2 separate regions of the Homo sapiens genome follow, and region 2 is linked to region 1. Evidence: chromatin contacts called from ENCODE Hi-C data. All regions are on one chromosome and are shown on one strand. The core of a region is the stretch at or near the end of the contact, and the rest is flanking DNA. Distances in the headings are between cores, read along the strand shown. Region 1 has its middle 28 kb from the start of SYNM. Region 2 has its middle 100 kb from the start of IGF1R.

The links. Hi-C counts contacts between places; a loop is a spot of excess contacts on that map. Pooled maps may share reads with other maps.
Region 2: a loop to region 1 is called in a pooled map, with 5 times the contacts of the local background. The contact joins two enhancer-like sites. A Hi-C loop is called at or near these places in 1 of 168 maps with a recorded cell type or tissue (left colon) and 6 of 50 pooled maps.

The regions. Positions count from the first base shown.
Region 1 is chr15:99,075,392-99,078,553 of GRCh38, reverse strand. No RefSeq gene overlaps it. Among named protein-coding and RNA genes, the nearest start is that of SYNM, 28 kb to the left of the region's middle. Within about 2 kb of position 1,718, at least 12 of the 41 ENCODE cell types and tissues checked have a DNase peak (open chromatin) inside an H3K27ac peak, as active enhancers do.
Region 2 is chr15:98,547,006-98,550,167 of GRCh38, reverse strand. No RefSeq gene overlaps it. Among named protein-coding and RNA genes, the nearest start is that of IGF1R, 100 kb to the left of the region's middle. Within about 2 kb of position 1,632, at least 28 of the 41 ENCODE cell types and tissues checked have a DNase peak (open chromatin) inside an H3K27ac peak, as active enhancers do.

The DNA.
Region 1 (3,162 bases), core at 469-2,968:
AGCATCTATAAGGAGAAAACAACCTAATTAAAGAGTGGGCAAAGAACATGAATAGACACTTTTCAAAAGAAGACATATGTGGCCAACAAGCGTAAGAAAAAAAGCTCAAGATCACTGATCATTTGAGAAATGCAAATAAAAACTGCAGTGAGATACCATCTCACACCAGTCAGAATGGCTACTATTAAAAAGTGAAAAAATAACAGATGCTGGTGAGGTTGTGGAGAAAAGGGAATGCTTATACACTGTTGATGGGAGTGTAAATTGGTTCAACCATTGTGAAAAGCAGAGTGGCGATTCCCAAAAGAGCTAAAAACAGAACCACCATTCGACCCAGCAATCCCATTACTGGGTATATACCCAAAGGAATATAAATCATTCTATTATAAAGATACATGCACATTATGTTCACTGAAGCACTATTCACAATAGCAAAAACATGGAATCAACCTAAATGCCCATCAATAGTAGACTTTATAAAGAAGATATGGTACATATACACCATGAAATACCATACAGCCATAAAAAAGAACAAGATCATGCCATTTGCAGAAACATGGATGGAGCTGGAGGCCATTATCCTTAGCAAACTAACACAGGAATAGAAAACCAAATACTGCATGTTCTCACTTATAAGTGGGAGTCCAACGATGAGAAGACATGGACACAAAAAAGAGAACAGACACTGAGGACCACCTAAGGGTGGAGGGAGGAAGGAGGAAGAAGATCAGAAAAAAATAACTATTGGGAACTACGCTTCATACTGGGGTGACAAAATAGTCTGTACGTCAAACCTCCATAACATGAGTTTACCTATATAACAAACCTGCGCATATACCCCTGAACCTAAAATAAAAGTTTTTTAAAAAGAAAATGAGTTAGATCTAGCGTATTGACTATATGAGATATCCATAACATATTAAGTTGAAAAAGCAATGTTAAAGTACTACTGTAAGCCAGGCATGGTGGCTCATGCCTGTAATCCCAATACTTTGGGAGGCTGAGGTAGGTGGATCACTTGAGGTCAGGAGTTCAAGACAGCCTGGCCAACATGGCAAAACCCCATCTGTACTAAAAATACAAAAATTAGCCGAGCGTGGTGGCACACGCCTGTAGTCCCAGTTACTCGGGAGGCTGAGGCACAAGAATCGCTTGGACCCAGGAAGCAGAGGTTGCAGTGAGCCGAGATCTCACCACTGCACTCCAGCCTGGGGGACAGAGTGAGACCCTGTCTAAACAAAATCAATAAAATCCAAGTATGAAGAAGAAGGAAAAAAGCAACCTCTATATATGCTTTATACAGGAAATGTTTTTTATGATACATGTGATTTATAATCACTGCATAAAGTGTTTCTACCTTTTAATCCATTGTTTTGGTTGCAAAGGTCACCAGTTCTCAAGCTTGGCTGCCCTTTGGAATCACCTGGGGATTTTTAAAAACGCTGATGTCTGGGCCCTACATCCAGAGATTCTGATTTAATTGTGATGGGGTACGGCCTGGACATCAGATTTTTAAAGGCTCCTCAGGTGATTTTCATGTGAAGCAAACCCTGAGGACCAGTGGCATAGATAACTGAGGTCTGAAGCCCAATTTTGGAATAGTTTGACATATGACCTGTGAAGCTATTTTTGCAATTGTCCTGTTAACCACTAGATGGCGTGTTATCCACACTACAGCATTTCGACAACCAGGGTTTTGCCGAACTCTTGGGGAGGTGAAGGACGGAGGCAAGCAGGAAGCAACCAAGGATCGAACGGAACAGACCTGGGACCAGGAATTGTGCCAGATTCGGGCCTCATCCTGCATCACGTAGTGAGCATACAGCTTTTTTTTAAGTTCTGGGGGAAAAAATTATCATCATTAAGCCTGACTTTCCTTCAAGTCAGAGAGGAGCTGCTCCTTAGTCTCTTCCTGTTTCAGTGTCTTTTCTTGGATGTGAGTTACAGAAAGTCATTCTTTGTGGAAAGGCCACACCCTCTGTTGTTTGGCTGCAAGGGTGAAATGGAAGGATGCTCTTTGGAAATCTCTTAATTAAAAGTAAATAATTGACTGTGTAGTAAACAGCCAGAGGGGCAATATTTAAACCCTATTTATAGATTCAGATTAGTGGTGGGAGTAAATAGGACAGTCAGGAGAAAACTTAAATTAAGAAGATTCCCGTCACCCTCACACACAAGAGTGTGATTTTTTTTTCTGAAAACAAATACCTCTGGGCTTCATTTTTCTCCCTTTGATCTCAAAATAAACACCAACCTCCACACTTCTTGGTCATGCACTGCTGGTTCATTAAAGAGCCATATGCTGATTTCCTGTGAGTGTTTAACACGTCATGATTAAGGGCAAAGTCAAGAAACAATTTAAGGACAATTTTTCAATAAAATTAGCTCCAAAACTAAGTGTAATTACTGTCAGTGTTTCTATTATTTGGACTTTTTCCCATCAGAATGTATAAATAGTGTTTTTAATGAATATACAAATTATATGTTTCTGAGAACCAAGAACTCTGACTCCATGAGGAGACAGATAGTGTCTGTATCCCAGGGCAGGTAATTAATGTGAAGGATTCGAGATTTCCTTTGTAGCTATTCATCTATAAAGCAGCCTGTGAGCCATGAGGCCCTGCGGACCATCCCATCAAAAATCTCAGCCAAAATTTGTATCAGTTAGGGTTCTCCGAGAACCAGAAGCAACAGGATATATCATATATGATGAAGAAGCAACTCACATGATAATGGAGGCTGAGAAGTCCCCAGATCTGCTGTTGGCAAGCTGGACACACAAGAAAGCTGATGGTATTGTTCCAGTCTTGAGGCCAAAGACCTGAGACCAGGAGAGGCAATAATGTAAGTTCCAGTTCAAGTCCAATTCCAAAGGCAAAGGACTGATGACCCAGCTCAAAGACCAGAGAGTGAAGCTGATGACCCAGCTCAAAGACCAGAGAGTGAAGCTGATGACCCAGCTCAAAGACCAGAGAGTGAAGCTGATGACCCAGCTCAAAGACCAGAGAGTGAAGCTGATGACCCAGCTCAAAGACCAGAGAGTGAAGCTGATGACCCAGCTCAAAGACCAGAGAGTGAATTTTTGCTTACTCAGCCCTTTTTTTTCTCTATTAAGGCCTTCAGTGGATTGGATGGAAATCCAATAACTTTGTCAAAGTATGT
Region 2 (3,162 bases), core at 383-2,882, 530 kb after region 1:
GCTGGCTTTACCCAGTGGATCCTGCACGGAGGCCGCAGGTGGAGCTGCCTGCCAGTCCTGTGCAGTGTGCCCGTACTCCTCAGCCGTTGGGTGGTCGATGGGCCTGGGCGCTGTGGAGCAGGGGGTGGCACTCTTCGGGGAGGCTCGCGCCATGCAGGAGCCCATGGCAGGCGGGGTGGAGTCTCAGGCATGGCGGGCTGCAGGTCCCGAGCCCTGCCCTGCAGGGAGGCAGCTAAGGCCCGGTGAGAAGTCGAGCACAGCAGCTGCTGGCCCATGTGCTAAGCCCCTCACTGCCTGGGGCCGGTGGGGCCGGCTGGCCGCTCTGAGTGCGGGCCCGCCAAGCCCACGCCCACCCAGAACTCGCGCTGGCCCGCAAGCACCTCCCGCAGCCCCGGTTCCCGCCTGCGCCTCCCCCTCCAAACCTCCCCGCAAGCTGAGGGAGCCGGCTCTGACCTTGGCCAGCCCAGAAAGGGGCTCCCACAGTGCAGCGGCGGGCTGAAGGGCTCCTCAAGCGTGGCCAGAGTGGGCACCAAGGCCGAGGAGGCGCCGAGAGCGAGCAAGGGCTGTGAGGGCTGCCAGCACGCTGTCACCTCTCACTTCTAAACTGCCAGAGAATCCCTGAGAGGAGGCTGGTCTTCCTGACATTCTGTTCACACTATTAATTTGTTTTGCAAACCTTTTTAATGGAAGGAGAATTATATAAACCACCACCCTGCTCCTGTGTATACTATTCCACAGCATCAGCATCACTTGATAACTTGTAGAAATGCACCTTCCTCGCTGGGTGTGGTGGCTCATGTCTATAATGAGGGAGGCCGAGGCAGGAGGATGGCTTGAGCCCAGGAGGTGGAGGCTGCAGTGAGCCATGACTCCACCACTGGACTCCAGCCTGGGCGACAGAAGGAGACCCTGCCTCTAAAAAGAAAGAAAGAAATACACATTTCTGGGGCCCAATCTAGAGCGATCGAACATAATTCTGGGCGTCGGGCTCAGCGCTCTGAGTTTTGACAACCCCCCTACGCCCAGCTCATTTGAGAATGCCGGTCTGAGATGACTGATTCCCAGCTTGGAACATTTGAGTTACTGAGGTGATTGATTCTAAGAGTCAGCTGGAGCCAGGACTAGCAGACTGGGAATACATTCGTTTAACAATGGAATACCATTTTCAAATCATCATGCATTTCTTTTCTGGGTGCCATCTCCTGTGCAGGGGAGGACTGGAAAGACAGGGAAATTCTGGTAGCCTTGGGAAGGCAGAAGGGTGGGGCTTGGCTGGCCAGGGGACGGGCGCGGAGGGGGAGGGAAGAAGAGGAGGAAGCCGCGGGGCCTCACAACCCATCTGGTTGGAAACGTCCTGCAGTGCCGCCCGAGCCGCAGGAACCGGAGCCAATTACAAGTTTATATAATAGAGTCAGTCTCCCCGGGCCTCCCCTCTCCGCCCCACCCCTGCCGGCTTTGGGGATGGGGGAGGAAACGCTTTCCGTGAAATACAGGCTGGATCTAGGACGGAGGATGCCTTTTCTGGATTGACAACTAGGGGCCAGTCCTGAGTGTGAGAAACTCCTGGGGTCCTGTTTTGGGATCCGGACACCTCGGGCGCCGCGCAGGCCTCCTTGTGCCTCGGGAGCGGCCCCGCCTACGGAACGGGACCTGGAAGGGAGGTGTCCGGGTCGAGCGTTCGCGCTGCTCCCCGCCGCACGGTGTGAGCTCGCCGGGTTTATGTAACGCCTGCCCTTCGCGGAGGACCGTGTCATGTCCGAATCGCGGAGGACGGAGGAGGCGGGGGCCTGGGCCGCGACGCCCGCCCACGTGACCGTCAGATGACTGGGGTCTAAGTTTGCACGAGCTCCTTTACCGTAACGCTGAAGGCTCCTCATCAACATCGGCTCTTAGTCATCCCCGAGTGACATTTGATATGAGCAACAGCTCAGGACGGGGAAATGGCAACGCGGATGCTGATGGAGACGAGGAACGGCTGCTGCGACCGCCTCTGATTTGGGCTGGAACGGGAGTTTATGCGGAGTCAAGGAAACCCACCGCGAAGGGTGCCAGGGAAGACCAGGGCACTTTTCTAGACAAAGAATCTTAGATTCTTTGGGGCTAGATGCAGAGAGTCCGGGAGAAACTGTTCACCGGGTGCCAGGCAGGCGGCTGACCACGCAAGCCACGCTTCAGATTTGTGGGTTGGTTTTAGAAGTCACATGAGGTCTGCCTGGACGCCCCTCCCGATCACGTCAATTATCTGTCACAACTTCTCTGTGCGCCCCAGGGACCAGCCCCATGCCCCCAGCGGGGGAGTTGGTTACAGCTGCAGAATCCCGGCCCCACCCCGCCTCCAGAGCACGAGCCTGCGCTAGAAGGATATCACCAGGGGATGGGGGGGAATGCGAGGGGGGCGGGGAGGTGGTCACGGATGCAGAGGCTGTCCTGGCTGCTGAGGCAAAAAGCCCGTCCCAAGCCCTGCATGGGCTCCTACTGCACTTCAGGATTTGGGGGAATGCAGAATCGTGGTCTTTGAGTTTTCATTAATTCAATAAAGATTTCTCAAAAGCCTAAATTCTAGACCCAAGACAGTGGGAATTAAACAGGGCTGAATATGACGCTATTGGCTATACCAGGACCACGCCTGAGCATTGCATGCACGCTCCAGCTATGCATAACTTATTTATTTTAAAAGAAGGAAGGAAGAGAGGGAGGGAAACAAGGTGTTTCTTAAGAGTAGAGGAGGGGAGAGGCAACTTGTTGCTTTCACTGGCAACAGTTAACTCCATAAGCAATTTCCTCACTTAAAAGAAAAACAAATGAAGTAGAGTGGTAGGCTTTTGAAAGGAGGAGCAGAGAGCTCCGGTGAGTGGAAACCTAGCTTTTATTCACCTTAGGGCCTTGTTAAAACACATTTGCCTTGAGATAAAAGGGTTTCTTTTGGGACGATCCCAAAATGACTTTGCTTGATTCAATTAAGCAAGACCTAACGAAAGAGAATTCCAGCTTAAGATACGCATCATCTCACCAGGTGAGTTGTAAATACATTCTGACCAGGTTTCAGAGGCAAGCTCTTGAAAATTTAATCTATTTAAAAACTGCATATCCTTGCCACAAATTGCTTTGAAGAAGATCGCTGAGCTGATTGCATGCTGAGATAATTATTCTGTATCACCACTT